Regions from separate parts of the Homo sapiens genome. Here region 1 is linked to region 2. A link is an interaction called in ENCODE POLR2A ChIA-PET data of the cell type or tissue named here. Cell type or tissue: A673. All regions are shown on one strand. Each heading gives the region's core, and the rest is flanking DNA. Links, peaks and the distances in the headings are about the cores only. Region 1 overlaps LMCD1-AS1 (LMCD1 antisense RNA 1). Region 2 has its middle 350 kb from the start of LMCD1-AS1.

Evidence for each region. Peaks named below come from ENCODE experiments on the same cell type or tissue, not always from the same donor. Only the 100,000 strongest peaks of a DNase experiment are listed, where the experiment ranks them.
Region 1: POLR2A ChIA-PET joins it to region 2 with 5 read pairs; 1 of 35 experiments calls an interaction of 5 or more read pairs at or near these places.

What each region holds. Positions count from the first base shown.
Region 1 is chr3:8,296,433-8,300,833 of GRCh38, reverse strand. The region is part of intron 3 of LMCD1-AS1 (LMCD1 antisense RNA 1); the gene reads left to right. Among named protein-coding and RNA genes, the nearest start is that of LMCD1-AS1, 200 kb to the left of the region's middle. In A673, for the core only: no CTCF peak of the experiment used is centred there; DNase peaks (open chromatin) are centred at 2,613 and 3,193; H3K27ac peaks cover 3,954 bases.
Region 2 is chr3:8,150,756-8,155,156 of GRCh38, reverse strand. No RefSeq gene overlaps it. Among named protein-coding and RNA genes, the nearest start is that of LMCD1-AS1, 350 kb to the left of the region's middle. In A673, for the core only: a CTCF peak has its summit at 2,104; DNase peaks (open chromatin) are centred at 406 and 2,136; H3K27ac peaks cover 2,183 bases.

The DNA.
Region 1 (4,401 bases), core at 168-4,167, 150 kb before region 2:
GATAGCCTCTGAGGAGGTGTGGAAAATGAAGGGAGTACTGTATGATGAGATGAGAAGTATGTTGTGATAAAAATATATATACAAGTATTTATAGATTATTATATATGTACATAGACCAATTGTACTAGATTTCAATGCAATATGAACCAAATTGACTAATGGAAAATATCTTAAGGATTATCAAATTTAGGGTGGTAAAGAGGCTTAAGCCAGTGTGCCAGTCCTGTTCTATTGATAGGGCTTCTCTATGGAGAAGAATTGTGACACTTCATTTTGGCTCAGTTGAAAATGATTGATTAGTGATGCCTGCCGTGGGTCTGGGAATGGGTCATGGCGATACACATGTCAGGGATTTGTTATCCCTGAGTGGTCCAGTGGTCTCTCTCTTCGTAGGGCAGAGGCTTACTCAAAGTCACACAGCAAATTTACAACAAGGTATCTGGGTGTCTTAACTCAATTCCAGTGCTCATTTCCACCACATTGCCCATTCTGACTCTTTGAGTGTGTCCTAGCTTAATATTCCTCTTATTGGGGGAGAAAGAAGCAGTGAGAGAGAATTTCCTCTGAGAGAAAGTGGCAATGACATGCTCATTAATGTAGTGATCATGTAGAGTCATCTTGACCCACTTGAAGGCCTGGGGGTCTACCCCTCTTACACCACGCTGACTGAGTGCCAGATAGGATAGAATGGTGGTCCAAACCCTGCAGAGGGAAGTAGAAGGTGGGTCAACAGACATTGGATGAGCTTAACTCACAGATCAGAAGTGACTGAGTCAGCCGGGTGCTAATGTGTTAGGGCTGGGAGGAGGGGGGTCAGGGGCAATCTTGAAACTAGGGAGAAGACTCCTTTTTTGTTTCTTTCTCACAAGAAGCCATAGCCCTGGGAGGAACTTTTCAAAGAAACTGCAGGAGTATAGAGACAGCACTGGGAATCTTCCCAGCCTTCATTTTCTTTCTGCCAGCATTCACTGAGTATCTGCTTTGTGTAGGGAGATCAGGTCATGCAGAAGTGGGGATGGTGCCTTCATTCTACCTTTCTAAGAGCACTGAGAATTTCAGGGATACCATGATCACTTGGTTTTCTTCAAACACTGTTTGTTTGTTTGTTGAGGGGAAATTTCTTCCCCCCAAAATTAAAGAAACTAAATGGGGGCTGGTGTTTGAGTTAAAACTAACCAGAGGCCTCCTTAGCATATATGGCCCAGCCTTTTTACGTTGGACAAGATACTTAATCTCTCTGTGCCTCAGTTTCCTCATCGGCAAAAATGTACCCACCTCCTAGGTTGCTGTGAGGATGAAATAAGTGGATTTATGCAAAGCATTTAGATGGATGCCTGGTACATCGTAAATGCTACATATGCATTGGCTATTTTTTAATTAAGTAAAAACTGTATATATTTATGGTATATGACACAAAGTTTTCATATATGTATACACTGTGGAATGACTAAATCAAGCTATTGATATTCATATGCATTACCTCACATACTTACCATTTGTGTGTGTGTGTGTGTGTGTGTGTGGGTGTGTGTGATGTGAACACTTAAAATCTATCCTCTTAGCGTTTATTAGCCCTGCAAACTTGGGTTAACACTGTAATTTTTTTTTTTGCCTCCTTGTTTTCATACTTTTTAAGATAACTTATACCATGGGTTTCCCCATGGAGAGAAGGAGAAATAGGTATATAGGAAAGAAAAAGACATCTCCTTTTTCTGAAGCTAAAGATTTAAAACATTTGAGATGAACCTTCTAAATCAAGAATCATAATCTTCAATGACTTGACAGTGCAGCCACAGATTGAAGTAAGTACTTTGCAGAATAGAATCAATGGAAGAACCTTAGAATTCTAAGGTTCTCAAAACTTGGTTGGAATGACCTGGTGCATATTTTGAAGCACCAATTGTGCTGTTATAGAATTCTCTCCTGGGGAGATAATGAACTGATAAGATTTTTTTTTCTGGCTACCACACTCATGGGTTATCAGGAAAGCCCAGGTACCAGAGAGGAACACAGTCATATCTGCAGTAGGCACCGCTCCTGGGTCAATAGCTTCGTATTGTATAGGAGATTGGCACATTGCCAGTTGATTCTCAAGGTGTTGAGATGGCCTTAGTTGATGAAATATTGATCTCAGGCTGTTGGTTTCAATGGAATTCAGGAGTGAGTTGCAATAAAACAAGCTTGTATTCAGTTCTCTAGAGAGTTGCCATTCTGTTAATTTCTCTTTGCATGTAACTTTGCCTTCCATCCTGAGAAAACACAAGTTGCCTTTCTTACAAAACGGACCTTTATGGAACGACAGGAAAATGTGTTAGGAGAAAATAGCAGAGGAAATCCACTTGAGACCTCCAGTGTTCTTTCTGCAAGCTCTGCTAGGTATAGAACGACTCCAAGGCAGTGATGATTTTCAAGCCAGGTTGTAACCAAGGTCACGTGTTCACTAGATTGCCTTATAACTGCAGTGAGATATTTCAAATGTTGGGTAATCAAATCTGATGCAGGAAGAAGAGCTTAAACTTCCAAATTAGGTGCAATACAGGCTGTCTGTGTCTTTGAGACTCCTGAGGTGAGACTGAGCTGAGTGAATTAGAAGCAGGCTTTACTTTGTTTCCTGGTGTACTATCAATTAAGTAATTTCCAGAAGCAACGGCACAGATGGCGTTTTACTTAGTTTTATAGGGTAGTTTTCTACCCTTTTTTATAAAAGGAAATGACAGCAGGAGGCAATAAGACTTTCCTTATTACCCTTTTTGTACTTTCTTAATGAGCCTATTTTGCTCCTACTCTGTGTCTTCCTGGATACGGAGGACAAAAGCATTTTGTCCAGCCAGGTTCCATATTCAACCCTCAATCTATATTCATTTTTTATAAAAGATTTGGCATAATATCATAGGAAGCATTGTTTAAGAGCCAGCCCTCTAAACTAGACCTACGTCTACGACATAAATATGCTTGATGGTATCAAATATGCATCTGGACTTCTTAAGACACATCTTAACCTATATTCATCTGCTATGGACTGAATTGTGTGCACCCCAAATTTCTATATGGAAACCTTAATCCCCAGTGCAATGGTATTTGGAGATGTGGTCTTTGGGAGAAAATTAGGTGGGGCCCTAATAATGAAATTAATATTCTATTGAGAAAGGACACCAGAGAGCTTGCTCTCTGCCTCCCCCCTCCCTCTCTTTGCCATGTGAGGATACAGCAAGAAGACAGCCATCTGCAAGTCAGGAAGAGGGCCCTCACCAGAAACCAACCATATAGGCACCTTGACCTTGGATTTCTAGCCTCCAGAACTGTGAAAAAATACATTTGTGTTGTTTAAGCTACTCAACCTATAGTATTTTGTTATGGCACCTCGAGCTAACTAAGATAGCATCTTAGGTATTACGAACTTAAAAATAGCACAACTAATGCACTGTGGGAGTGCTGGGCTGGGCTGAGTTCTCTCTAACAGAGGGAGAAAGCACCCGTCACTGATAGCCCTCTGAGCCCTCAATTTTTTCCTCCTATGCCACAGTGTCTTGAATTCAGTCAACCTTTGTAGTTTATTTCTTTGGGATTTATAGTGATTTTCTTCTTTGTGGTAGCCCTTTCTTTTATTTTTAAATTTAAATTGAAAAAGGAATACATGTACAAGGTTAGCAAACAAACAACAGTAATAACATTACAAGTGGGCATACAGTGAAAGGAAGTCTCCATCTCACTCTGTATCCCAAGATCTCCAGTTTTCTTCTCCAGAATCAACCACGGTTGACAATGCCTTTGTGTATTTTTCAGCTATTACATGCATATAAAAGCATACATGTGAATACCAACCCTCCCTTTTTAAATACACATGTATGCATACTATCTTCAGTTTTCTGTATCTTGCTGGCAGTGTTAAGCAATGCAAAAACTACTGATAAATTAATACATCAAAGGTGCAACATTTATTTAGGACAGTTGCCCCACTGACTATAGGAACACTTCAACCTAAGGAGGTACAAAGGGACAAAAGGAGGCTGAAAGTGAAGGTGAGGGGTGTTAAGTACAGAATTCAAAGTCTTTGTAAGGGTTGGCCAGTACAAACCCTTAGGTACTGTGGAATTCTATGGTAATGTTATAGCAATATCTCATCGCAATCACTTCACTGTTTCTTTCTTATCTTTCCTGTCTTATCTTAAATGCCACATCAGAAAAACCTCCTCTTTCTAAAATAGCTTCCCTACAGCTCCAGCCAGAGGATTAGCATAGCTTTCTCTGTAGCCTCAAGCACAATTTCCTTCAGTTTGCATGACAGAAACAAGAATAATTTTTGTATCTTACAAATGTGAAATATTTGATCACATTAGAATATGCTCTTTCAAACCATCACCTTTCCTCGTCATTAGAAATTTTGGCATTTACTCCCTTCTA
Region 2 (4,401 bases), core at 334-4,333:
CACAACATTACAGGCTTGGAAGGCACAGTCAGAATGCTAATAAAGCCATCAACCCTCAGATGCCATCTTGTTAAAGTCTCAGCGAGGTGAGCAGTGCAGCATACCTTATGCCCCCTCCTACAAGTTTGCAATTAACATTTTATCTGCCCTATGTCTTAAGTCACAGCTTTGTCACCATTTCCTGGAGGCTGAAGGACTTTAATTACAGAAGCAATGCACTCATCCACTTCCTGCTGTATTCTGATGTCACCACCTCTGAGCTCCAGAGAGAGGTCAGGCTGATCCTAGGAAGTCATGTGGCTCAAATCCAATATTTTAATTTACAGACCCAGTAAATGGCTTCATCAATTAAGACTGGCTGTACTTGCAGCAGACTTGCCGGGCCACAGCTGGAGCTTTGATTCATTTCATTTCTTACTGACGCTATCACAGAGTGGAGGGATGGCCAACGTTTCATTGGGCTATGGAGAGCTGCCAGATTTAAAAGGAAGACTAATAATTGAGGAGGATTCTAAATGGTAGGATTGGCTTTTGAAATGACAGCACATATGTCATGCTGGCTAAATGACGGTGCTTAATGGGGGTCCAGGAAAAGAGACACACATTATTTTATAGTTTGTTAGCAATTAATAAATCCCATCTCAGTGAATTAGCCCAGATCAGGCTTGGTTTTTGGTTTGGTTTAACTGCAAGTAAGTGGAAGTTCTTCTCCATTTGGTTTTTTAGGGGTCCAGGGTCTATCCATCTTTTGACCCTATCAGGTCCATACCATTTTCTCCAAGAGAAAAAGATAATGGAGGAAAATGCTACCTTTCGGAGGGTGAGGTTGGGGCTGACGCTTTCTTCCTTTCAACCTCAGGTCAGGATTAATCTTGGGACCCAGGATGAGGTTGGGCCTGCAGAAGCATATGTGTGGGTGAGGGAGTTGAAGTCAGAAGGAGGTGGAAGGAGTGAGGTTGGTCCAAGTGTAGTAACAGGAGTAAATTGTAGGAGCCAGGAGGGTCAAAACCTATCTCATTTCTTTCTCAAGCCCACAAGACCTGCTCTCTGCCAGTAGGACAATGAGGCTATAATGAGCTCATTCCTGTTCCCCAAATTTAAACCTGTTTCAGCAGATCATCCAGTTGGCAGTGCTCAACTTCATGGAGCCAGGGAACATAAGTCCTGTGGGGAAAGCTCTTTTTGGCAAAGCCAGCATACTGAGAGCATTTGTATAGCTCTCAGCTCTACACATAATCCTTTGGAATTAATATCACACAATCAGATTTTTGTAAAGGGGTGCAGAGGCTAATGACTCACCCCTAATATTATTGGTCTTAGATGAAACATAATTTAGAATATTGTTTTAGCAGAGACACCATAGCTGCTTAAAATACATAGTGGCTATCATTTACATTTGCTGCCCGGTTATTATCTTGCTTATTTACAAAGAAAGTGGCTAGCTGTCACCCCAGCTTTCTTCCATAGTAAATTATGAATAATTTTGTTAAGGTTTGTACTTTGAATTTAAACATAACTGGGCCATTATGACCGGCTGCCGCCATAAACAGGCATATGATTTGCATGTCTACATGAGCAAATTGGAGCTGCAAGCGAGGGCGGCCTCACATCAGTACATTACTCTGCCTCCCCTCCATTGCGTGGAATTAACAACTGCCAGGGAAATCGATTCATAACAGAATGTCTAATCGAAGAGTTAGGACAGGATAATATACAGTTGCCAAAGTGAAGTTTGATATGAAACTTAAATCTTGTCTCTGGCTCCAGACATCGTGGTTGGAAATGCAAATTGTTCCTTTTAAGACTCACTTGCAAATGGAAGGAGCAATTTCTGAGTTAATGGACACCTGGGAATTTCCCCCACCCACTGGCAATTGGAGGTTCAGATTTATTATCAAGTTACTGGGCCCAGGACTCCTCTCGTTTTCCACAGCTTTCATCCCCATCAAGGAAGCTGCGTTTGGATTCCATCAAGTTCTTAAACTTATACTTGTATTAACTTTGAATGATTCTAGTGGAGCGTGTCACTAGTTGTGGCAGGATTATTTATGAGTTAAATTATTCTGACTCAGTTAGAAAAGCACTTGAGCTTCTAGCCCTGGTGGAAGGAAACAGAATTGACAGCGTGGCTCCTCAGGGAAGCTCGTTGTTTATCATGACTTTTGTCACAGAAGCATTTCCTCAGAGATCTGACAGCAGACCCCCAGGGAACTGGGTCTCAGCTGGCACTGGCTTGGCTGAGACCCCTTCTATGGGCATTGGTTATGGATGGGATGAGGAGGAATGTGTGTGTCAGTGGGGGATGTATTTTTTACCACTTACTTCTTTTTGAGAAGCCAACTTTGATATCCCAGTGGGTACGTACTTAAGGTACCTACAAGGCAGGAGAACCCATCCAAAATGTTCTTTGGAAAGTTTTGGTATGTGAAAAAAAACATCCAGGTAATCATTCTAGGAGAACCAAGAACTACCTTGGCTGCTCTCAAACATCTTTTCTGATTTATTATTTAAATTAGCATTGATTGGGTTGATGTGTGCACCATCACCTTGCATTACTTGAGCCTCTAAATGTCTTATCAGGACCTTATCAATGGCCCAGCTTCATGTATGAACCAGCTGGGTGAGGCAAGAAGACCAGGGAAGGAGAAAGGCAGGAGAAATCCATTAGTGGAGAGCACTGAGTCAGAGACCAGATGCTAACACTGCGGTGGTTCTCTGTCTAACACTCACCCTATTTCAGGTAAAACCATAGCACTATGGAAGGCAAAGTTCCCTGGATCAAGGGCCAGGGATGCTAGGTCTAGTCTTGGTCTTCGTCATCAACCTGATATAAGATCTCAGACTGTTCACTATTGTCCTATGTAAATATAGCTGCTTTCTCATTGGCAACTTCATCCAGTTTTCCTCCTTGGGTTGTGGTAGTATCTATGGAAAGGCAAACAATGAAAGCACTTTGAAAAGTAAAAAATGCTTGCCTCTATCTTCTTAAGAGTACAAAGCTGGACCCTCTGAAGCCAAATCCTACACTGCAGCAAATATATTAGAATAAGGCTTTCATTCTTAGGCAATTTATGGAAAATATTTTTTGAATTCCTTGTTTTATATAAATGGATGTAATAATCAGAATTGTACTATGTCAGAGCAATTTTTTTCAGAAATGATTTAGGAGATAAGAACCAGATCGACTAAATTACACCTGTTGTAGTTGTTTATTTGAGATACACACACACACACACGCAGAAACACACATACATATATATACACACACATACATACACATTTGTTGAGAAGTTGTCTCGTAGACTAATTGCAATTAATAGGACTCTGATCTCTTTCCCATTTAAACCACTGATTTATGTAGCAAGACAAATGCAAACCTGGGATGTAACATACTGACTAAGAGAAATAAATGATTTCAAGTCAACAGCATGACAAATAGTCAGAACAAGCATCCACCCTCTGGTTATTACAACCTTTTATTATGATCTATCATTAAGCAACCCAGCATTTCATATAATGTGGAAGTTATTAATTTCCCAGAAACAAGTGAGGGTGCTCAGGTCTTTTACCTTCTCTGAAAATAAAATGGAAATTGATTTGGCAAACTTTTTGATTATGACCTGGATAACTGGTACCTTCCTCCTTCTTGTTATATACTGAAAACCAACCACATAGTTGGTCCCAGCTAAAAAACAAAAAAACTTAGAGAAAAATCTAGTCTATCTTTCTCTTTGCACAGATAAGGATACTATGGCCCTCTTAGAGGAAGTTGAAAAGAAGAAGTCTTGACCTGTAGAGCTGAACTATGTGTCTGGTACATAATAGATGCTCCGTAAGTGTTTGTTTGATGATGAATCTTCAGGATGAGGAACTTTCAGAGCAGAACACAATCAAGTGGGAAAATAATGGACTTGGCCGGGAATCACAGGGCTGCAAATGGGAGTCAAGATATCTGAGTTTTAGGCCCAAGTGATACTAGCAACATCTTATATGAAGCATATCACTTCCTTTAGCCTAAGTTTCTGCTATTTTCATTGTGAATAATACTTTCTGTTTTAGCTAACTTAGACCAGTGCTTTAGGGTAAACGAGAAAAGAGGCATAAATGCACTTTGGAAAATGTCATCTAGTCTCCTCTGTAGCTAGTGAGCTTGTCGCGCAGATGAATCAGCAAGATCAGCCTGTCTTTAAAGTAAGACTTAGGAAGCAGCAGAGACAGCTAAGTGAGCTATTCAGCTGATGGCTAAAGTTAATGGCTGCTGTTTATTTATTTCTCTTCAAATCTTCTGGTATGGGAATGAACTTATCTAGATCAGAGCTGTAGGATGGAAATCAGTCTAGGATATTTTGATAATTAGAGTGTATGTATTGTGAGCCTTTTAAGATAAAATACTGGGCTAGA